Regions from separate parts of the Mus musculus genome. Here all the other regions are linked to region 3. A link is a loop called in an ENCODE intact Hi-C map of the cell type or tissue named here. Cell type or tissue: left cerebral cortex. All regions are shown on one strand.

Evidence for each region. A loop is a pair of places that touch in the nucleus more often than their neighbours do. Peaks named below come from ENCODE experiments on the same cell type or tissue, not always from the same donor. Only the 100,000 strongest peaks of a DNase experiment are listed, where the experiment ranks them.
Region 1: it touches region 3 in a loop (13-fold over the local background); 2 of 42 quality-filtered maps call a loop at or near these places.
Region 2: a loop joins it to region 3, with 2.5 times the contacts of the local background. A loop is called at or near these places in 3 of 42 quality-filtered maps.

The regions. Positions count from the first base shown.
Region 1 is chr14:93,885,304-93,893,303 of GRCm38, reverse strand. It overlaps Pcdh9 (protocadherin 9), which reads left to right and starts at 2,635. Exons shown (of 5, transcript NM_001081377.3): 1 at 2,635-3,183; 2 at 4,416-7,607. The coding sequence starts at 4,572. In left cerebral cortex, CTCF peaks have their summits at 2,372 and 4,775; DNase peaks (open chromatin) are centred at 4,728, 6,157, 7,082, 7,389 and 8 more places; H3K4me3 peaks cover 6,777 bases; H3K27ac peaks cover 5,432 bases.
Region 2 is chr14:93,708,849-93,716,848 of GRCm38, reverse strand. All of the region lies in intron 2 of Pcdh9 (protocadherin 9), which reads left to right. Among named protein-coding and RNA genes, the nearest start is that of Pcdh9, 180 kb to the left of the region's middle. In left cerebral cortex, CTCF peaks have their summits at 1,049 and 3,188; DNase peaks (open chromatin) are centred at 1,090, 3,053 and 4,708; H3K4me3 peaks cover 198 bases; H3K27ac peaks cover 3,981 bases.
Region 3 is chr14:93,616,423-93,624,422 of GRCm38, reverse strand. The region is part of intron 2 of Pcdh9 (protocadherin 9); the gene reads left to right. Among named protein-coding and RNA genes, the nearest start is that of Pcdh9, 270 kb to the left of the region's middle. In left cerebral cortex, no CTCF peak of the experiment used is centred here; DNase peaks (open chromatin) are centred at 81 and 3,003; H3K27ac peaks cover 2,110 bases.

The DNA of each region.
Region 1 (8,000 bases), 270 kb before region 3:
TTTTAAACATTATAGTGTATTGTAGTGTACTTGAAATCATATAACAAAGTATGTTGTATTTGAGGCAAGAACTTCAAGGTAAATAGCAAAGGTCTATTTAACGTGTAATTTTCTTCTAGGATTATTAACAAAATAATATTTATCATTATAAAGTCGAACAGCTGAAATAGAATAAAAGAGACAAGTCTGCACAATCTACATTAAGTTGTTAAGAAACTATGGTGAAGGAATCTCTGTAATTTAGTTATCTTACATACACATGAGACATAGTGTCCTGGTTGATACAAGAGCCCTATTTCTCTGTCTTAGTCTCCTTTGAAAAGGATGCCCAGATGCCCCATTCTGGGGCTTTGACCTGAGGTTTTTTATTCATTGAAGTCTTGAGGTCCTGCGTCTCATGCTGTATTTGTATCCTCTCCCCTAGCCTTCATCCTGGTTCGTATTAAGATTTCGTTTTTTCAAGCATGGGGTAAATAACGGCCTTAGCCAGCAAATAAAGTCATCTCTTCACAGAGAGTAACACCCGTGGTTATTAATGAGGTTAAATAATTTTTGTTAAGCTGTGGGCTGCCACTACCTGACTTTGACATGACTGTGGTATGATTAATATATAATCGCATTGTCCATGAAACCAACTGGAAAGTAGCTGTGCTGTTGTTGATATTGATGGTACCAGAACAGTTCACAGCGAATATGCAAGCAGAAGAACATGCTACATTCGCTTCAGTTTTGTGAATGGCACAAGATCATTCACCGCAGTGCAATGAAAAGAACGAACCTCTAATTCACCAGAGCTGTTTGGGGAGGTTGTTTTCGTCCTCCTGACATCCGGACACATAGGGGTCTTCTTTCTTTAAACCTTGTTCATCCTAATCACATTAAATATTAATTTATTACCTTTTGACTGAGTGCAAGCACCATCAACATACTGCCTATAAGGAAAAATATCTTACAGCACAAGAGGTTGGAAGATTGCACGGTGAACTTTTAGACATTGAGATTTTACTGTGAGGATGCACCTAAGGTAAAGTTTTAATATTAAATGGGAATTACGTTTTTATATGAGAAAACGGTGATGCCAAACAAGACAGCTAAATTTCAGATTACACACTAGAGACTTGGAAGGCTTGATTTGTGATTTGTTTTTTACTTTTAACTTGGTTATCAAAAATTAAATGTTCATGCTTTTTAAAAAAAAAAGTATCAATAGTCACAAACGTGAGATTCTCCCAAATTAAAAAGCCCGAATTTAAAGCCATTACATCCTGCCACAGTGTGAGAAACACAAGGTTTAGAATAAATGCCCTGTATTCTTCGTCCAAGTTAGCAAAAGTCAACCATGCTGTAAGACCTCAGATCACCTTTATATTACCATTCAGGTGGGGATTTGTTACTTAACTAATAGGGTTTTATATCAAACTTTATTCAGGCACCTGTCTGGCACCGGTGCTGCCAAACCTTCCTAACTTACTGGTTTTTAAAGATGAGTGAGGCTTTGAGGGAATATGACAGAAATCAGGGTGACCCTTTCTGAAGTATCCCATCCAGCCCTGGTATAAAAATGAGAAACAAGATTGTGCGGATGTACTACAGAGCTGAAGTCAGGGCCATGCCTGGCAGGGAAATGTGTCCAGCAGTAAGTGGCAAGGGGGAAAGGAGCTTTGCAGCTTGGCTAACAGCTGCTTGGGATTCCTTCAAGCCAGACGGAAGCAAAGTTCGCACATAGGTGAGCTGACAGCAGGCTCAGATGAAGCCTTCGTTCCAGAGAGCTAGGTTTTCCGGGTTCCCTGCGAGGCAAAAGAACGACAGAGGCTCTGCCACGACCAGGCGCCTAAGCTCCGATCAGATCCCAGGAAAGGAGACTTCTTGCTCAGCAAACTGTCCGTGGCTGCGCCCAGGGACCCCAGCTACAACGTACCTTTTCCCCAGGCACTTTCAGTGACCCTGCACGCAGTAAAAGCCCAGATTAATTTTCTTTCCATTTTCCACCGAGACTCAAATGTCTACTGCCCTATCTTTAGCTCTCCGCCCTCCTCGCCCTTCCTTCGGATGTCCCTGCCAGCAAATGCCTCAATTTGCAGCACCCGGCACAGAGCCGGTTTAATGGTTTAATGCGCTCCAGGATTTGCTGGCCAAAACTCCTCACTGAGGGGTGGCTGCGCGTCTCAGCCATCTCTGCAATTTAGCCCTTTCCACTTTGCAGACAGAAATGCATCAAGAGAAGAGCGGCCTCAATGACCCTCACCACCCGGTGGCGAGAATCTAGGTTCCCGGGTTTCGCTCCGGTGCAACCGCACCGCCCTGGCTCCGCCGCCGCAAGCTGGGTAAGAGCTCCAGAGCTCCCGAGCCACCCCGGGTGCTGGCCCCTGCCGGGCATGCTCAGTGCGCGTCCTGAAAACAGCTCTCCCGGGACCGGGATCGTTCCTCCAGGTTTTCGCGGCTGCCGAGGGGCGCTGGGGAGGGGGAGGCTGAAGACAGTCAGCGCCTTGTTCCGCGCCCCCTCCCGCAGCCCTCTGCAGCCTCCCGCACTGCAAGATGCTGGCCAATCAGGACCCGGAGGTGGGGCCTCGGTCGTCACGCCCTCCCTCTGGGCTTATTGAGAGTTATATCAAGAAATTCAGTTCAGAGAGAGGAGAGAGAGGAGAGGGAGAAGGAGAGGGGGGCAGAAGAGAAGGGAAAAACGAAGAGTACGCGAGGTAGGATGGAGAGCCTCAGTCTCTTAAGCGCGAAAGGACTCACGGATTAAGAATTTGCCGGGCAATTGGCACCCCGGGAAAACATCCAGAAAATCACCATCACCCAACTCTGACGTTTCCTACTAGAAGTTAGAGACTTCAGCAGTATTGCCATCGGATGCAAATGGTAGGCTGGATGCGGTGGGATACACTCCCGAGCTGAAGAAGTGCAATTGGATGTGGTGTGCGTTAAATACCAGAAGAGCCCAGACCCAGTGGGTAAAAGCGAGGAAATGTGGAGAGAATGACTAACGACAAATCTGTGAATTTGTTCTCGGGAGTTGCTAATTTGCCAGCCCGAAGCCACACATTTTACAAGGAGAAAACGTTTTGCTGCTTCTGAATTCTCCCCAAACTGGTGCTACCAGATGCATGGCTTTCTATGTGTTGGAGCAAATCCTTCTTAACTGCAGCCTACCGGGAAAGGGGCAAGGTTGAGGCAACTAATGTAAGTGTAAAGTTTCGCATTAACAATTCGAAATACCGTCTTTAGTTGTGTCCTCGGCGTAGATGAGAGGTGTTTGTAATTGGGTAGCTGGCTAGGGTAGAGCTCGCCTACTGGGTTGTATCTGCATCCCCACCTGCACCACTCAGCTGGAACTAATCGCGGGCATCAGCTACTGTGTAGCCTAATGCAGATAAGATTAGAGCCTGGGAGCTGACCAGTCTTACTCCGGGTGGGTAGCTGCCTGGAGCCTTGCACCCATTTAAACTGCAGTTAGAGGGGCATCTGAGCGGAAGTTCTTCTACGTGTGTTACCGGGTTGCGGTATTTATGTGTAGCAAATGTTACTAATATTCTAATGAGACACCGGATTAAGAAACTGCATTTTTGTTCTTTTATGCTCAATAGAAAAAAAAATACCGTGATGTTACATAGGAATGTTGTCTGTGTTTCACTTCCATCCCGGCATGCTGGTCCACCTCTGTGATAAGCAATTGTCTATTAGGATACGTTTTTTAAAAAGTTTTAATGTGTTTATTTATCTCAACGGGGGCAATGTGGAAATATGGAGAAAGGAGAGCACCCTCCGAGGAAGAAATGCCAAGTCTTGGTTTTGTGCTTTGAGGCAATGAGAACCCTTAGTGGCCAGTGACTACTGCTGTTGCTGCGGCTGCAGCAGCATGTCCGAATGCTCATTTTCCAGGAGGGTTGGATTATGAGACAGTTGAAGAACTGGGAGGAAGGAAAAGCAGTCTTTTGAGAGGAGGAGATGACTCAGTGTGGCAGAGAAGAAAACACATCATATCTAACATGTGACAAAGCAGTTGGCAGCAATCATAGCTAAATACTTGAGCTCTTTCCATCGCAAACAACTAGGGGAGGTGGGCTAGAGACCAGGAGGAGGGTTAAATGGGGGTGGGGGGTGTGTGGGAAAGCAAAATAAGAATGCACACTTTGAATTAAACAGTGTTATAATAAAACCAAAACAGTGTGGGGGTGGGGGGATTCCAGGTAAAAATAGCTGCTGCTGTCCTTAATTCAAAAGTAGATGAATTTCATTTTCTCTGGGCAAATGCAACAAGCAGGGGATATTCAGTGGCCACAGAGTTAACTTACAAACTGTGGCAGAGCAAACTGCCATGTTTACTAATGTGCAGGGAGAGTGTGCTTCGATGTTTTGGTGACTGTGTTTTCATTTACTGAAGAATAATATTGTCTGTACAATTGTGTTGACAGTGGCTGTCTCCACATAAGAGATGAGATGTAATGCCTCCTCCTCCTCCTCCTCCTCCTTCTCCAGTCCATGCACACTTCCTCTTGCAGTTCGTGCATCACTCCTCAGTGGGAACCTTTAAACTCTAAAATCCAGGAAAAGAACATAAAGACATTATCATGGACCTGAGGGATTTTTACCTGTTGGCTGCTCTGATTGCCTGTTTAAGGCTGGATTCCGCAATAGCTCAAGAACTTATTTACACTATTAGAGAGGAATTGCCTGAAAATGTGCCCATAGGAAATATACCAAAGGATCTGAATATTTCTCACATCAATGCTGCCACGGGGACCAGTGCCAGCCTTGTCTACAGACTGGTTTCAAAAGCTGGGGATGCCCCTCTGGTGAAAGTATCGAGTAGCACTGGGGAGATTTTCACAACCTCCAACAGAATAGACAGAGAGAAACTCTGTGCTGGGGCTTCATACGCTGAGGAGAACGAGTGCTTCTTTGAACTTGAAGTAGTGATCCTCCCCAATGACTTTTTCAGGCTGATCAAAATCAAGATCATTGTCAAGGATACCAATGATAATGCCCCCATGTTTCCGTCTCCTGTCATCAATATTTCCATCCCAGAGAACACTTTGATCAACAGCCGCTTTCCAATCCCATCAGCCACAGACCCTGACACGGGCTTCAATGGGGTACAGCATTATGAATTACTAAATGGACAGAGTGTTTTTGGACTGGATATCGTGGAAACTCCGGAGGGAGAAAAGTGGCCGCAATTGATTGTTCAGCAGAACTTGGATAGAGAACAAAAAGATACCTATGTGATGAAAATCAAAGTGGAGGATGGGGGCACGCCACAGAAATCGAGCACAGCTATTCTCCAGGTCACAGTAAGTGATGTCAATGACAACAGGCCAGTGTTTAAAGAGGGTCAAGTAGAAGTGCATATTCCAGAGAATGCTCCTGTGGGGACCTCTGTCATTCAGCTCCATGCCACTGATGCAGACATAGGCAGTAATGCTGAAATCCGGTATATTTTTGGTGCCCAGGTCGCCCCTGCAACCAAAAGACTCTTTGCTTTAAATAATACAACTGGGCTGATAACAGTTCAGAGGTCTTTAGATAGGGAAGAGACAGCCATTCACAAAGTGACAGTGCTGGCTAGTGACGGCAGCTCCACTCCTGCCAGAGCCACCGTGACCATCAATGTCACCGATGTAAATGATAACCCTCCAAACATAGACCTCAGGTACATTATAAGTCCCATCAATGGCACAGTGTATCTCTCTGAGAAAGACCCTGTCAATACAAAGATTGCCCTCATTACAGTTTCAGATAAGGACACAGATGTGAATGGCAAAGTGATCTGTTTTATTGAAAGAGAGGTCCCATTTCATTTGAAGGCAGTGTATGACAACCAGTATCTGCTAGAGACCTCTTCTCTGCTGGACTATGAGGGCACCAAAGAATTCAGCTTTAAAATCGTTGCCTCTGATTCGGGGAAGCCCAGTTTGAATCAGACTGCCCTGGTAAGGGTTAAGCTCGAGGATGAAAATGACAACCCACCAATTTTCAACCAGCCTGTAATTGAGCTGTCAGTTTCTGAAAACAACCGACGTGGGTTATACTTAACAACTATTAGTGCTACAGATGAAGACAGTGGAAAAAATGCAGACATTGTTTATCAGCTTGGACCGAATGCCTCCTTCTTTGATCTGGACAGAAAGACAGGAGTTTTGACAGCCTCCAGAGTCTTTAACAGGGAGGAACAAGAGCGGTTCATTTTTACAGTAACTGCCAGGGACAATGGGACCCCTCCCCTCCAGAGCCAAGCAGCAGTGATAGTTACTGTTCTGGATGAGAATGACAATAGCCCCAAGTTTACTCATAATCACTTTCAGTTTTTTGTGTCTGAGAATCTGCCAAAGTATAGTACTGTGGGGGTAATCACAGTGACAGACGAAGACGCTGGAGAGAATAAAGCTGTGACTCTTTCCATTCTAAATGACAATGAAAATTTTGTGTTGGATCCCTATTCAGGAGTCATAAAGTCCAATGTCTCCTTTGATAGAGAGCAGCAGAGTTCCTACACGTTTGACGTCAAAGCCACCGACGGGGGACAGCCACCACGGTCCTCTACTGCAAAAGTAACTATCAATGTCATGGATGTCAATGACAATAGTCCAGTTGTCATTTCTCCACCATCCAACACCTCCTTTAAGTTGGTGCCCCTCTCAGCCATTCCTGGTTCTGTGGTTGCTGAAGTGTTTGCGGTGGATATTGACACCGGAATGAATGCAGAACTCAAGTATACCATAGTGAGCGGGAACAACAAGGGATTATTTCGGATTGATCCAGTAACAGGCAATATCACCTTAGAAGAGAAGCCAGCACCTACTGATGTGGGCCTGCACCGTCTTGTGGTCAACATAAGTGACCTGGGGTACCCTAAGGCTTTGCACACTCTCGTGCTGGTATTTCTTTATGTGAACGACACTGCTGGAAACACCTCATATATATATGACTTGATCCGTAGGACTATGGAGACCCCACTGGACCGGAACATAGGAGATAGTGGTCAACCTTATCAGAACGAGGACTATCTCACCATCATGATTGCCATCGTTGCTGGGGCCATGGTGGTCATTGTTGTGATCTTTGTCACGGTGCTGGTGCGCTGTCGCCATGCGTCCAGGTTCAAGGCCGCTCAGAGGAGCAAACAAGGGGCTGAATGGATGTCCCCAAACCAGGAGAATAAACAAAATAAGAAAAAGAAACGGAAGAAAAGAAAGTCGCCCAAGAGTTCTCTTTTGAACTTTGTTACTATTGAAGAGTCCAAACCCGATGATGCCGTTCATGAACCCATCAATGGGACCATAAGCCTGCCTGCCGAGCTGGAGGAACAGGGTATAGGAAGATTTGACTGGGGCCCAGCCCCTCCAACCACCTTCAAGCCTAACAGCCCTGACCTGGCCAAGCACTACAAGTCGGCCTCTCCTCAGCCCGCTTTTCATCTCAAACCTGACACTCCAGTTTCTGTGAAAAAGCACCACGTCATTCAAGAGCTCCCGTTGGACAACACCTTTGTTGGGGGCTGCGACACCCTTTCCAAACGCTCCTCCACTAGTTCAGATCACTTCAGTGCCTCAGAGTGCAGCTCCCAAGGAGGCTTCAAGACAAAGGGCCCCTTACACACCAGACAGGTAAACGAGCACTTTTACTGGTCTATAAGTACTGCCTACAAGTGCCCAGTCAACCAGTATTAACGTGCCAGTGTGTGTATTGTTTTGGTCTAACTTTAGCTTAGTTATGAAGAGGGAAAAAAAAAAAACTTGACCCCTTTTTAAAATTCCTCTGGGGCTCAGTCAAGAATTTTTAGAACAGCTTTGAAATTTCTGAGTTCTGAGAATTATTTAACCTCCCAGTTTCCTTCAAGTGGCAAAAGATGAAAAGAGGAAATTATTCCAAAATGTCCCGAGATCATGTTTGCTCAAGAAGAAAACCCATCCTGATTTGCCCAATTCTGCTCCTGGGGCTTCCAAATTACCGACTTCCAAGATTTTCACATTACCTTTTGATCTAAAAAGTCACCTTCA
Region 2 (8,000 bases), 92 kb before region 3:
CTAATCCCCCAGTGATCAATAGCTATGGCTTGTGAGCTGTTAGTTGTACTTTTTATTACTAACTCTTGACATGTTTGTATATGCTGAAGATTTCAATTAAAAGAGTCAGCAGGGTGATATTGAATCAATACTTGTTGTTTTGTATCTGGGGGAGAAAAACAATATGAAATATGGAAATCTGAGGTATGTAAATGCCCCTGGCTCTGCTGTGAGACATAGCCTCCTGCTTGTCAGACAGACATGATTTTTAGAGCAGAGAATTTGCTGGCTTAAAGTAGACAACTTGCCAGTTTCATTAGTTTGTATCTGATGCTAGACAGAGTCGCTGTTCAGATCATTAAAACACCATCCTAAGCTTCCGTTAAGTTTGAGCCAAACGACAGCATATTTTAGAACGACTTTGTGCAATTCCAGTGTGTAACTTCCTGCTGCTTATAGATGAGTAAACTTGTGATAACTTTACTATAAACTGATCTCTTTTCACTCTGCCTTTGTTTCTTTTAATTTCCATTAGCTTGTCAGTAGCATTATCTTCAGGGGGTTGTATAGACACACAGTAGAGAACAACCTGAAAGGGATTAACTCTTAGCAATACCAATGTCTGAAGTACCAACATGATGGGGATTGTATGGATAGGGTCATTAACTTTGATTCTTGTAAAATTGTTTTTCTTTTCTTTCTTTTCTTTTCTTTCTTTCTGTCTTTTTTTCTTTTTTCTTTTTTCTTTTTCTTTTTTTTTTTTTTGCTTTGTTTTGTTGTTTTGTTTTTCTCTCCCCACTGCTAAAGACTGTGGGAGATTAAACAGAAAGAAGAACAAATTGCTTAGATTCATATAAGGATTACTGTAGGATAAACACTGTCAGATCATGGGGTACCTCTTGAAACAAAAATTAGGATGTGAAATCCATCTACAAAGAGCAATTCTCTAGTGAAGAAAATAATGTTTTCTTTTTTACCTGCAAGGATTTTCATTATTTTACAGTGTATTGTGCACTACACATCGTTTCAGCCAGGGATTCAGGAGAAAATGCAGGAAAGCTTGTGACAAACATTTAAGGTCAACTAGATAACATTTTCCTTCTCTGTGACTCCCGCTGAATTCACTATTGTTCATTCTGAAGCCATTGTTCTCTGAAGACAAGAAGATGAACAAACACTAACTGTCGGAGAGCTTGTCCTGTCTATCTGTGGAATTTTTAGCTGCATGCTGTTCTTCTGAAGATAGTAGGGAATATATTTATGTTTATGTATTCTCTTTCCTGAACATATATTTCTGTACAGGCTCAGATTTAAATTTCTTAAATTGCCACTGTACTAGAATTTCTCAAATTGGAAGTTTTTCCTTAGACTGGGACAGTGAATATTTTTGTTTGAAAAATTAACCCTGAAGAATAGACGAGTGCATCCCATAAGCTACCAGGGAACACTAGGCTCCTTTTTTTTTTTTTAAAAAAAGCATGTTTTTGTGGTTGTTTGCTTGATGTCTGAAAAAGGATTTCACTATGTAGCCCTGGTTGGTTTGGAATTTGTAACATAGACTAAGAAATATGCTGCCTCTGCCTCTTAAGTACCAGCATTGCAGGTGGATGCCCTAGCTCCTGCCTAGTTTTCATAATGACCTCAGGCAATGATTCCTAAAATAAAGGTATCATTGAAAAAGGGACGCCTGAGCTCATGGCCTTCTCTTATACAAGTGAAGAGACAACTAATTTTGCTTCTTGAGATAGCTCTATTGTTTTCTAAACAGGGGAACCAGAATGCTTTCCCATATGAGGTATAATGCATGTGTTGTTTAGAATTTTTTGTTGGTGGTAGGTTTGGGGGTTTTTCTTTTTGTTTGTTTCTTTCTTTGTTTGTTTTTGTTTTAATTTCATGAAAGCTAGGGATATCTGGGAAGTGGGAACCTTGGAACCTCACATGAAAGAATGTCCCTATCAGATTGGCCTATAGGCATGTCTTTGGGACATTTATTTTGTTTTGATTGATTTATTGGCTATTGTTGTCTGTGAGTGTGTCCAATCTAGTGTGGGCAGTGTTACTCTGCAAGCCGTTGGGAGCTTTCCAGTAACCCATGTTCCTAAGTGGCCTTACTTCATTTGAATACTCTAGTCCCTAGCATGTCTTTTCTCAGTAATGAACTATTACACTATGAGATAAAATAAATCCCGTTTCCACAATTTGTTTTTGGTCACTGTAGTTTGGCAAAGCAATGGAAAGCAAAAAAAGACATTTTAGAAGCTGGTCTCTTCATTTTCTCTCATTTAAACATTACTCTTTTTAGTCACTTTGTTTATCAATCTATACCCATAAAACATTGTCTGCAATTGTATTAATGTCAGGTATAATATTCTGTCCATAACAATGTGCTGGTATCTGTACTAAGATTATTTTTTAATATTCATTCTCATGTCTTAAGCACAAAGAGCAGTATATTTTAGAACACAACTTTCCTTAAACAAATACTGATTAAGTAATGTTGAAGTTCAGTATAGACAATTTTTAATTTCAAACTATCAGATATATCTGGTTACAAAAATACATACATTTAACAAGTAATTTAATATTCCCTGGTGGTTACAAGTTTGACCTCCTAGGGCTCAAAGAACAAGGCAGCACAATAAATATTGAAGTGTTTCCAAATGGCAAAGTCTTCCAGCAGTTTTATTTACAACTCTAACCATGAGGGGTCCCTCTGTTTGCCTGTCAGTATAACAGAACTGATCCTACAGAAAAATTCAGCTCTAGAGAAGGGAATATGAATAACTTCAGTGTGCAGAAACTATGGGAGTCACTGAGTGGGGAATCTCTATAAATAAGCGCAGGTCCTACTCCTAAGGTTCACACAAACCTATGGAGAAAAGGTAGGCTTTCGTGATCTTCCTGTGCAAGCCAAATAGCTTTGGAGTGGCAAGCCTTGCATCCAGCATAGCTCCATTCAGCTCACAAATGCTCAAGCCATCCTTCTATCCCATCCATGGTTATTTTTGTTTTCCCGTGCAGTCTGATTTTTGTTCTTGGCCTCTTTCCTCCAAGGCTGAGAATATACATCTGTGTGGGAGTTGATGCCCTGATTCACTGCACAACTCCACGAAAAACAAACAGAAGGGCCAGGCTGCCTGCTAATCCGTCTCAGCAGCACTGCCTTGCTCCCCTGCCTTCCTGACAGTGTCACTTCAGGCTCTGAGCATATGGGCAAGGGCTTTCTGCACAGCCACTTATGGCCTATATCTGAAATTTACTGTACCTTCTTGCAAAATGCAGCGTTTGTTAACCACACGAGAAATCGATGGATTTACGGATGGAGAAATGTACAGCCAGGCCTGCCACGAAGCCCCTGTTTGCACGCCACACTCTGTTGCTAGGTTTGGAACGAGGAGCTCTGCTGTTAGACTCCACCAGATGAACAAATGTCTGAATCTCTTTGAAATGAATGAGTTATGGAGATCTCTCTTAAAGATCATTCACTTTCATTTCTCATGCATCCTAAGCCGCAGTTTTGAGGTTAAGACCTTGGTATAAAGCATGCACGCAGTGACAGAGGTTGCTTGGCAGGGTTTCTATCAAAACACCCCAAACCTCCTCTTCTTGGGGGAAACAATTACTGAGAGAGAGAGAGAGAGAGAGAGAGAGAGAGAGAGAGAGAGAGAGAGAGAGAGAGAGAGAGAGAGAAGGAAGGAAGGAAGGAAGGAAGGAAGGAAAGAGAGAGAGAAAAAGAAAGAAAGAAAGAAAGAAAGAAAGAAAGAAAGAAAGAAAGAAAGAAAGAAAGAAAGAAAGAAAGAAAGAAAGAAAGAAAGAAAGAAAGAAAGAAAGAAAGAAAGGAAGGAAGGAAGGAAGGAAGGAAGGAAGGAAGGAAGGAAGGAAGGAAGGAAGGAAGGAAGGAAGGAAGGAAGGAAAGAGAGAGAGAGAAAAAGAAAGAAAGAAAGAAAGAAAGAAAGAAAGAAAGAAAGAAAGAAAGAAAGAAAGAAAGAAAGAAGGAAAGAAAGAAGGAAAGAAAGAAAAGTATGGCTCCCAACCCCGCAAATACTTTACGTAGAATGGAAACTGCTAACAGGTTTTTCAGGACTTGTAGGGAAGTAGTCTTAAATTATTAATCCAAGTAGATCCTTAAATTAACCTTCCAGTTTAACATTAGCATTAGCATTACATTTCCCTATGCAAGATGGGTTATTTTTTTTTAAGTCACGAGACCTGGCTTTTGGTGTAAGTGGCATATTTTAAACCCTGAGAGCTCATGTCGGGCTGTTCGATTCCATTTTTCTTGGAATGACAACATGCATCCTAACCAATACATTTACTTTTACTGAAAAACTTTGCATGCACCCCCACTCCCCGGGATGTTATCTCTGACAATGCATCCTGAATGTCTCCCAGTGAAATTTTGAATGGGAATTGATAGGCAGCAGGGTTGAGGTAGAAATAGAACACTCATAGAGATCTCCTGGATGTCAATTTCCAGAGAACAGAAGGAGGGAGAGTCCTTTGTACATAACCATATATTTTGCATAACTTAACCTTTAAAGTGTTGTGTGATTTATTTATATATGAGAAATCAAAGAGAAAATGCCACTCTTTTTATTGCAGATGTCATTCTGGTTAAGGCTATAATTAGAAATACACAGCATGAGCGATTGGAGACTCTTTGCTTCTTACTTGGGTGGGGTTCCTGGAGGGTAAGAGTGGTACATGCCCTTCAGCAGGTGGTGCTTACTATGCAGTTCCAGGGCTTAATCTCAGTGGATAATGTGAGTGTATTGAGTAGCCATTCAAATGGGAACCAAGAAATCTGAATACTGCTAGGTTTGTCTAAGCTGCAATCCATAAGCACGTCCATTAAAGAATAGTTACGAATTTGGAAGTCAAATACAAATGCACAAACTTACATAAAACATCACAAGAAGAGAAAGAGTGAGAAGCAGAGAGAGAAGCAGAGAGAGAAAGAGTGATAATTTGGAACATGTTTATATTTTTTCTTGACTGTGACCTTTGTAGATGATAATGTCACATCAGAATGCCAAAAGGTTGGATGTAGAGGAAAGATGATTTTCACACTAGAGTCACTCAAAGGGCATGGATAGCCTAAGACAGATCCTCCCACATGATTCCATGCGAGCAGTTTCTATAAAAGATATATCATAGCTCATGTCTTTCTTTAGGTTCCCAAGCAACCAGGTGGTGCACACATATATTGGAAAGGAATACATCCTATCAATATAATTGTTAGACAGTAGGAAAATGATCTATTAGCAGTTAGGTTTTATTGCTACCTTTGATGGTTGTTTATTCAGCCAAATAATACTTTTATGGTTTCACTCCCATTTGGACAATTCCTGTAGTGTTTTATTTGTTGCTGTTATGCATATGCATATATTTCGAGTGTTATCTTTCCTACCACTTCAACTTAATACATGGAGATCAAATGACTCAACCAAACACAGTGAAATAAAAACATTGCTTCAGTAGATTGTCCCTAGTGAAAAAAAGTAAAAAGAAATAAATTACAGAATCTCAGTTCCTTGGCAAACTAAAGCACCTAGCAAAGCCACAGTGCTTGCCAACATAGTGATCTGTAAATTGATCCATGTGAACTTGACTTTAACAGTGCATCCAATGCTTTTTAGACTTATTCTGTGATACCAGTATTACAATCTAAGTTTTATCAGCTCATCTGAACAGAAGTTCTATTTGATATAGGCAAGGTTTGTTAGTCTGTTCTTATCTGTGAATCTAAGAGCATCTCCTAAGCAGCATTATCTAAAGGATTTTTAGTGTATTTTGAGTACAAAATCCATTAGCAGCCCACACTGAAGGCTAATTGCTGGAGTACAATCTTGGCACCATTTTTATAGATGTTAGTGAAGCCCACATAGCTAAAGGGTGCATTATCTTGTTCTCAGAGAATTTTGTTCTTAACCTAATAAAATGGAATGAACAACAGCACAAGCCATTGGTCATTGATAAAAGTAAAATCAACTGAAATGAAGATCGTCTTTTATTAGCTCTGATGGGTCTTGGGCTTGTAGTTAGGGTTGCTTAGATGAGCCAAAGAACTTCGTTGACCATTCTTTTTTTTTTTTTTTTTTTTTTTAACTGTTAGAATTCTGCCATTATCATTTAGGAAGAAGAGGAAAGGAAGGCATGCTGGGAGCATGAGAATTGGCTGAAGATGACATAAGGAAAACAAAGAAACAAACAAACAGAAAATAAATACAAAACTTAACCAAATGAAAACAAAATAATCATGACGGGCGGTGGTGGCGCATGCCTTTAATCCCAGCACTCAGGAGGCAGAGGCAGATGGATTTCTGGGTTCAAGGCCAGCCTGGTCTACAAAGTGAGTTCCAGGACAGCCAAGGCTACACAGAGAAACCCTGTATCGAAACACCCCCCATAAAAAAAAAAAGAAAGAAAACAAAATAATCAATTTTGAAAGGAAGTTGTTTTACACATAAAATAAGTGTTGATTTCTCTTGAAAGAGGCACAGAACACCCATCATACTCAATTGCATTTTAGCAGTGTATATTACAAGGATTTTTTAAAACACGTAACAACTAAATGCAAATGTGGTGGGATTTTCAATTCTGTCTAAGACTACATTTAAAAAAATAAAACTTAGTAGCCCTGAAAGTAACCTGATAAACTATTTTCTGCTTCTTATTTTTTTTAATTAAAGAGATATCCTTTTCTGTTCGTTTTAAAAATTAATTTACTTCATATTCATTTTACGTTCCAATATCAGTGCCCCGTTTTCTCCCTGTACCCCTTCATGCAGATCCTTCCCATGTTTCTCTCCTCATCCCCTCACACACTATATGCCTCTCCCCTGCACATCACATCACTGCAGATCTAGGTGCATCCTCTCCCACTGAAACCAGACAGAATGGCCCAGTTAGCATAACTGGATCTACAGGCAGGCAGGTGAAAATTCAACAACAGCCCCTGCTCAAGTTATTGGGAGACCCACTTAAAGATCAAGCTTCACACCTGTTACATATGTTGGGAGGGTCTATGTCTAGCACCTCTTTGGTTGGTAGTTCAGTCTCTGGGGGCCCCCAAGGGTTCAGCTTAGACTACTCTGTTGGTTTTCCTGTGGAGACCTTGTCCTCTTCAAGTCTCCTAAGATTCCCTGATTTCCATTAATGTTTACCTGTCAGTCTCTGCATCTCTTTCCATTGGCTGCTGGGTGGAGCCTCTCAGAGGACACTTATGCTAGCATAATAGAATATCATTAATGGTATGGGGGCTTGGGGTTTTGCCCTGGGGATGATAAATAGCACTGTGCAGTAGGAAATCAGAAGAAGTAAATTAGAGGAAGCTGTTGAATAATGTGAAAGGTCAGATGCATTGATCTGGGCAACAATATGGACTCTGCAGGAGAGAGAAAACCTAAGAGAAATTTGTACAATACAACCTATGGCATAGTCTGAACATAGAATTTGTGCAAGGAGCCGTGAGGAATAAAAAGAGAATCAAAACCTTGAGTAAAACTCCAGACCAACTCAAACATTCATATGAGAACATCTATGGTACCAAGCACCATAGCCATAATCAGAAAATTCAATAATAAAGGGACCAGGAAAAAAACCTCAGTTTCTTAAGGTGTTACTGTGATTTCTTCTGAGACTCCCCATGCCTACTGGAGAAATTTTAATTCCCTTTCCCCAACTATCCAAATTCTATATTCTATGCATGTCTCAGGCCTGCCTATAATGTGTGGATTCCCAAAAGCTGATACTTCTTTTCCCAATTCCATTTCTGTCCTGTCTATGTTGACAGTCTTTAATCCTCTCTTCTTATGAAAGGATGCTGAATTTCTCTATCCATTTTTTTAATCCAAAGAAACCCACTAGCAGTGTTTCATATTTTTAGTAACTGTGCTGAAGACTTGGGAGCCCATGCCCTTGCATTTCTTCTCCTTCAGTGTCTCCCTCACATTTCATTCTGCATGTTCTCTCCTCTTTTCTGAAGTCTTGATGCAAGCTGACATCAATGCCCCGAGGGA
Region 3 (8,000 bases):
TGGAATTTCTGTAATGAAGTAACTTCTTTCTAAACTGAACTGTTAAAAACGGAGTGCTTTCTTTCTGAGGTGGCAAATCTCTTGCCAATGTAAGTGTTGAAGCAGATGCTGAGTGATCTTTACTGCTAGAACTGGAAGGGAGATTCCTTTATCTATAGTTACTGAGTGCATGCTAGGTATCAGTGGCACAAAATGATAAGCATAGATGCTTTAATGGCTTAAGTCTAAAAAATATAATCAGTCTCTAATACAATAAACTTTGCTAGTTCCTCTGAAAATGCAAAATTATGTTAAAAGTTTAATATATTGAAAGAAAATGACCACATGAAGTCCTTGATAACACCATATTTCAGTTGATTTGATTTTTAACATGTAGACCATTTATTAGGAAAATGTATTTTCTTTATGTTTACATTATTTGTTTTATGATGCATTTAGTATTATAGATTAGGCTTCTCTGAGCTTTTTGTCATTTAACTCAATATTAAAAAACTGTCTTACATTAAAAAACTGTCTTATATTAAATCAGTACTCCTATAAATAGATCTATTCAATGATGGAAGTGGTCTCCAACCATGAGAACAAGAGATAAAGCCATAAGTAATTATAACCATTTAAACTTAACTCCCAAAACTAAGGATCTCATTTGAATATTATTTAACAGTTTACTGATTTAAATATTATAGTCACACAATATTGGCCAGTAGCAGTTCAAATAAATAGCTATCTAATACTGCATTTTACAGTTTTGTGAGATATGTTTCCTCCGATATAACATGGGATCTCTCCCCTTTTAGAAACTGCACATTGTTTATGATTATAAGCCTCTTTTCTCTGTTGTCATGTCAGAGAACTTCTAGGTAGGTCATTCTGCTTTGGGGCTGTTCTCGTTATGCATCTGATTTAAATACTAAAGTTGGCAATTGATGTGTTTATTTATCCATATATCTTGGGCATAACTTCCAAAGCCACCTTTATTTTATCATTTGGCTTTAGGCTGTCACATTTAATCTGTTCATGTGTCCAACTTCCACGTCATTAACAACAGTGTAGACTTTTCCAACTTCCATCTTTTCTTCACGCTTTGTCTCATGATTTCAGCTCTTTTCTGCAGAACACTTTAGGAATTCCTTACAGAACAAGCACACACATTGTGATGCACTCATAAGTCTATAAGTAGACCCTGACGCTTTTGTCCATAGATCACCTTGTGAAGTAAGTTGAAATAAATCACCATCTTAACCCTGTAGACAGAGAAATCAGACAGATATTGGGAGATACACTTCAGTTACCCCCTCCCCCATGCAGAGATCTAAAGCAGCGGGATCCTTATGGGTTTGCGGCCTGGGGTAGGTAAAAAGTTCCAGGATTATCAAAGATACAGAAAGAGGGGTTGTTTCAAAAATTAACAAAGACCAAAAATGAACAAAAACTATAAGAAGGAAACATGAATTTTACAGTTATTACAAATCTCAACCTGTCTGTGATTATACTGTCTTCAACTTTTCCTAATGAATATATTTTAGTGTGTCTGAACAAAGTTTCTATGTTCCAAGACAATGCACATTTTCAACTGTCCTCATGTATATATATGAATATATGCATTTATACATGAATATGTATTCATACATATATGCATTTATGCATATATATGCACACACATACACACACAAACACACACACACACACACACACATATATATATATACACATACACATACATATTTCAGGTAGCCACTGTTGTTAGTATCCTACAGAACAACTGATATGTCCTCTTTGATTTGGCTTGAATCTTTAGTTTTGAAATTGTTTTCATGTACTCATTTTCTTCAACATCACTAGCATTTTCATAGACCAGTACTTGTACTTGTTATCAAAAATATTTTATAAGTGCATATATTGGATTAGCCTTGTAATCTTAGCAGTGGAGAGACTGAGACAGAGAGATTGCCATGACTATGAAGCTAATCTCGGCTATAGAATGTGACCTGTGACTAAAAAACTTTCCGAAGAACCAAAAGCCCCAAACCAACCAACCAACCAACCAATCAACAAAACAACCAACCAACCAACCAAAACCAAAATAAAACAAAAATATATGTCAAAATAAACAAGAAAAACTAAATATATGTAAGTATGTGTGTTTACATATACATATTTTACACTTCAAACAAATAGTATGTGGGATAGGTGTGGTAATCATTACAACTAATGTGAAAAATGAGAAAGTTCAAGCTCAGAAACTCACACAGCTTGCCTACATGCTTGTGTAGGCAACATGAAATAAGAAAGCGGTCCATCCTTTTATAAAATCCCTAGCACAGATACCAAGAAATAAAAACTATTATACAAACGCATTTCTTCAATTGCAGCATATTATACTGCTCTTTCTCATTTGTGTTATGAATTCTCAATGATAAGACTTTTTAAGGGATTTTGAAAACTTAATTCATTTTTTTAAAGTGAAATGTCTGACTTTCCCTTTAATTTCTGGCTTTGCTTATAATTTTTCAGTTATATAAGATTGCTTTGAAGATTTCAGGATAGAAATATCTAAAATTTATTTTGAACAAAAACTGATCTCTTTTCATAGATGATTAATACAGCCACTGTAATCAACATTTAAAATAGCCAAAAGCATCATCTTAGGATAATAATTTTGCCATCATTACTATCTTAAAAATCATAATGAGTCTTTATAAAATATTCACTTTTGCCAGTATGGTAAATAAATGATGAAACTTTCTGAAATCAACTAATAATAAATTTATTGTATCAGGTGTAATATCCTTGCAAAAGAAAATAAATAAGAGATTTTAATCGAACTCGGAGAGGGGAAAAAAGCTGTAAAAGGTCGTGGTTGCCATGCTTGAGCAGGCTGCTTTTTGGGGTGTATGGAGGAGGCTGCAGTCGCTTGAAACGTGTAATCTGGAAGACTTCCTAAGCATATGGAGTGGTTAGAAAAAAAAATGGCACAGAAATGTGAGTGAGGAGAAGAGAAAATTGGATAAATCAAGGGAAAAGCCTGGGGGAAGGGCAGCGCTTGGTGCAAGGAAGCGAGACCAGATGTCGAGATGGCCATTGTGGGCTTGCTTTTGACATCACAGGATTATTCTGAGCGTGCATTTTAAAAGAATAAGCTCCTGTAATAGTTCAATAAAGGCCAAAACTGGTGGGATGGTTAAAGAAGGCTTTAAATGATAGAGCTTTCCAGTCTCAGCATATGGACTGAAGTAGATTTTAGAATTAAATATGTTTGATAATGGGCATAAAGGGTTTTTTTCATTTTAAGCGCTGCCTGGCATCCTGTAGTGGGCATTGCTGCTCTTCTGAGTCACAGGTCACGATATAATGTTTCGAAACTTTTAATTACTTAATTTTCTCTCAATTCTAAAAGAGAATCATTAAACTTGCACTGTGTTCCCCACAATGTACAGAAATTTGCTTAGTGTATTTAATGTTGCCTTAGTCAGGGTTTCTATTCCTGCACAAACATCATGACCAAGAAGCAGTTAGGGAGGAAAGGGTTTATTCAGCTTACACTTCCATACTGCTGTTCATCACCAAGGAAGTCAGGACTGGAACTCAAGCAGGTCAGGAAGCAGGAGCTGATGCAGAGGCCATGGAGGGATGTTCCTTACTGGCTTGCTTCCCCTGGCTTGCTCAGCCTTCTCTCTTATAGAACCAAGACTACCAGCCCAGAGATGGCATCACCCACAAGGGGCCTTTCCCCCTTGATCACTAATTGAGAAAATGCCCAACAGCGCATTTCCTCAACTGAAGCTCCTTTCTCTGTGATAACTCCAGCTGTGGCAAGTTGACACAAAATTAGCCAGTACAAATGTGTTATGTCTGGTAAAGGAGAAAAGCTTGCTAAGTTTTGATTTTGAGTTAGTGAGAAATGAACAGACATGTACCTCGATAATGCCATTGAACTTTCTTGTATCCCAGATCTCTTATTAAAAACATATTAAGTTAATTAATCCAAAACAATCATTTTTACCTCAACAGAGTATTTATTTGTAGGGGCTCATGCCAGATAAGTAAAAGAGGGTGTTTTTGTTTTTGCCTTTGGTTTTTTTTGTTTTGTTTTGTTTTTGTTTCTGTTTTTGTTTTTGTTTTTCTTTTGTTTTTTGCAATGGCATCTTTTCTATCATTGTGAACCTGACCATAATTTTTTTGCGTAAAAATTCAAGATAGAAGAGAAACATATTTTACATTTCCAAAGGGTATTTTTAATATTCCTAGAAATTTTCTCTTAACTTGTTTATGTTTATTCATAAAGCAAATCTACTCCAAATTGTAAGAAGCACTCTCATGTACACATTGTGTACTGCTGCAGTATAAGTAAAGTTTCTAAAATAGAGTATCTGATAGTAGCATACAAGGACACAGCCAGTCAAGCTTCTAACCACTTGCAAGTGGTTCATTAGGGGACATTTCAGTGCTGTCCTCAAAAGTTATTTCTTTAATTATTTTCCTTGCTGTTTTTGTTCATTACTACAATTTGTTTTGTCTGTCTTTGATGTATGTAGCTGTTCTCAGATGAACCAACATGTATAACACTGAGATAACATTCCATATGAAGCAAATCTTGATGTGCTTCAGATAGTGTTCTCAATTCCGGTTGTATTCTAGAGAATACCACTAGAAAAGACAAAAGGCAAAAGGATATTGGCTGGATAGCATATTGCTTTGACTTATAAACCCAGGTTTTCACTAGTTTTCTAGGTATATGTGCTAAATTGTGTGTGTGTGTGTGTGTGTGTGTGTGTGTGTGTGTGTGTCTGTTAGATAGACAACTGATACATAGAAGACTGAGCGTTTAAAGTGTTTGTTCACTTCATACAGCTAGAAAACTCAGATTACCAACACAGTAGATATTATATTGTTATGTGAACTAAACCTGAAATATACATTTTACTAGCAGTTCTAGTATGAACAAGGTTAGATTTTAATATGTATCTGAGCAAATAACATAACAGATATCTTCTCCAAGGAAGTATCTAATATGTTATTTGTAGTTTCATAAAAGTGTAGTTTAATTTACTCAAAATTATTACTGTTCAATGGTCCATAACAAAACAAGATCCTTTTGTTTATTTATTTATCCATCTATGTTTTTATTTATGCATTGTGTGTGCATATACCCATGGGTTGGTGTGTGTGCAGTGTATAGAGATTCGAAAGGTTGATGTCTGATGCCTCCATTCACCTTAGTTTCTGAGAAAGTATTTCCCACTGGCAGTCGTTGATTTGGGAAACAGATTTGGGAAACAGATTTGGCTAGATTGACCCATTTTTTTTCTGCCTTCCCTATGCTGGTTTTACAAATGTATATTACAACTGCCCATTGCATTCTGGAAATTGAACTCAGGTTTCATATTTGTTAGGAAGCACTTTACTAACTGGGCCATCTCCCCAGACTTATTCTTTCATTTAGATTATCAAAGTGAATGCACTAGTTTATTGCACTTTTCCAAATAAATTGAGTTTTGGAATATATTTAAAAATAATATTTAGGTTTTATTTTATGGTGTCCAATTTCGTTACATTTATCCCTCAAATAAATTCACCAAAAAGAATGAATATGTTGTCTAATCATCTTTGCACTTTTGCAAAACAATATAAGGTGTGAGGATAAGAAGAATAGTGATGATTTTAGTATTAAAGTCAGTTTATTAATTTTGATTATTTGCAGTGGCTGTCTCTATGATTATTTAAAGGGTGAGCCTTTTGCACTTTAATTATATTCCCGTTGGATTTTTATAGCTTTAATGAGATTCAGAGATTAGAAAACAAACAAACAAACAAACAAACAAAATAGATAACACTTAATATTTTGGAAAGTAAATAAGATACTTCAAAACTAAGATATGATTTTAAAGTATCTATTTGGCGACCTACTAGCCATAATTTGAATATCTGGTTGGCATAATAGACAAATTTTATCTTTATACATTTACTTTCTCTATCTTTCTCTTTCTCTCTCCCTCCCTCATTCCAACCCTCTCCCTCCCTCCCTCCCTCCCTCCCTCCCTCCCTCCCTCCCTCTCTCCCTTTCTCCCCCCCCCTCCTCTGTGAGTACATGCACGTGCAAGCATATATGCATACATGTTCATATCAGGGAAGTTTACTTAGACAATTTTTTTCCTGGCAGTGTTTATAGTACTTGAGATATTGTAACGTAGTTTTGAAGCTGAGTTCAAACACAGGAAGGTAACCACCATCAGTGACCCTGGGAATTTCAGTGTGTACCTTGCAGCTTGATTGATTAGTGTATTCATTTAACACATTAAAATTCCATAAAGTCCTTCACCAAACCTAAATCATCAAAGATTTTTCTCTTTCCATGGAATGAATGATAGCTAATGCATTCATTAATTACCTCCTTTAAAAATTTTAGCTTGCGATACTTACAATGTATAACCAAAGTTTATTGAGAAATATTTTTTAAATGAGTTTTACTTGAGGACTTAATCTTCTATTAACATGTGTTAACATGCCAGTCTTTCCCACACACATGAATTGAAGAGTAATTTACCGCAGCTATCACTAACAGCTTTATCAACTGTGACCACGTAAATAGAACTTGAATATTCTTAAAATACTGGAAATTGATTTTTAGAAATTGTATATATATTACTAGCCAAGAGTCTCTCTAGTTTGTCTGTTTCTTCTAATAAAGTCTGACCAACTTTTCTTTTGTATGATCCTCCTTGTCAAGGTTCTTTTAAAGTCCTGTACATATTGGCAATAACATTGTGCAGATTATTAATGGGTAGATTCCTTTTGTCAACATACATACAAAACAGATGGCAGATTCCTTGTTTGTATTGTAAATGACAGAATATAATTTGTTATATGTTTTTATTCCTGTGTTTTCTATTAATTTTTATAACTTTTTCAAGACAATTCCAAGTTTCTGCTTCAAGAAGTTAGGCAATTAAAATTACTCTATGCTGATCTTTTAGTTTAGGCTTTCTTTGCTTTTGATACTGGAGTTGTGCCAGGTAAACAACAGAAATGAGATGTTTAAATCGTTAAACCATTTGTGTTGGTTGGAAGATGAAGTTTAATGTCACTTGGTATTATTTTAGTTCTCTTCTTCTCCTCCCCCTCCTTCTTTATTATTATTATTATTATTATTATTATTATTATTATTATTATTATTATTATTTCTCTTGTTCTTCCTTCTTCATCTTCTTCTTGATCTTCTTGTTTTCTTCTTGTTCTTCTTGTTCTTCTTGTTCTCATTCTTGTTCTTATTCTTCTTGTTCTTTTTCTTCCTTTCTCCTCCTCCTCCTTTTTCTTCTTCTATATCTCCTTCTCCTTTATTTTTAAGTTTAAATCTCTTACTACAAACATCAGATTTTTGTACAGCTGGATTCATTGGTTGCCTGTTTGTGTGTTGCTGCCTGGATGTGGCGTGGTCGTTGGTAGCTGGCTGGTAAAGGGTAAATAAAGACCCAGGGATCAGGAAAAAAACAAACAAACAAACAAACAAACAAACAGCTTTTAAGTCCATTATATTCTATATAAATAGAAATAATCTGATACATATTGCAGTATATTCATAGTAGACACGCATTTTAGTTACATTAATGTAATATAGTTTCATGTAAACCTTTGAAATAAAACCATAGACTTTGGAGACTGTCCCACCCTAGACACGCAAGAACTCAACTCTATCATTGTTTTTATAACATATCCTTAAATGTCAAGGAAAAAAGACTTCTGGCACACATTCTCCAAAGCAAGTCATACTGTTTCTGCATTGCTTCTTTTTAAAATAGTCTTTTGAAGTAAAACATGAATAAAAATTTTCATAGCACTATTAAAATCAATAGAAGCTATTAGAAGAAAAATAGACATTTCTATAAACAAGGGTATGTATGTACTTTTATATTTTGCTGCATTTTAGATGTGACCAATATTTTTTTACATTTTGATAACTAATACAGGATAACTCCCATATAAAACACACTAGCCACTGAAAA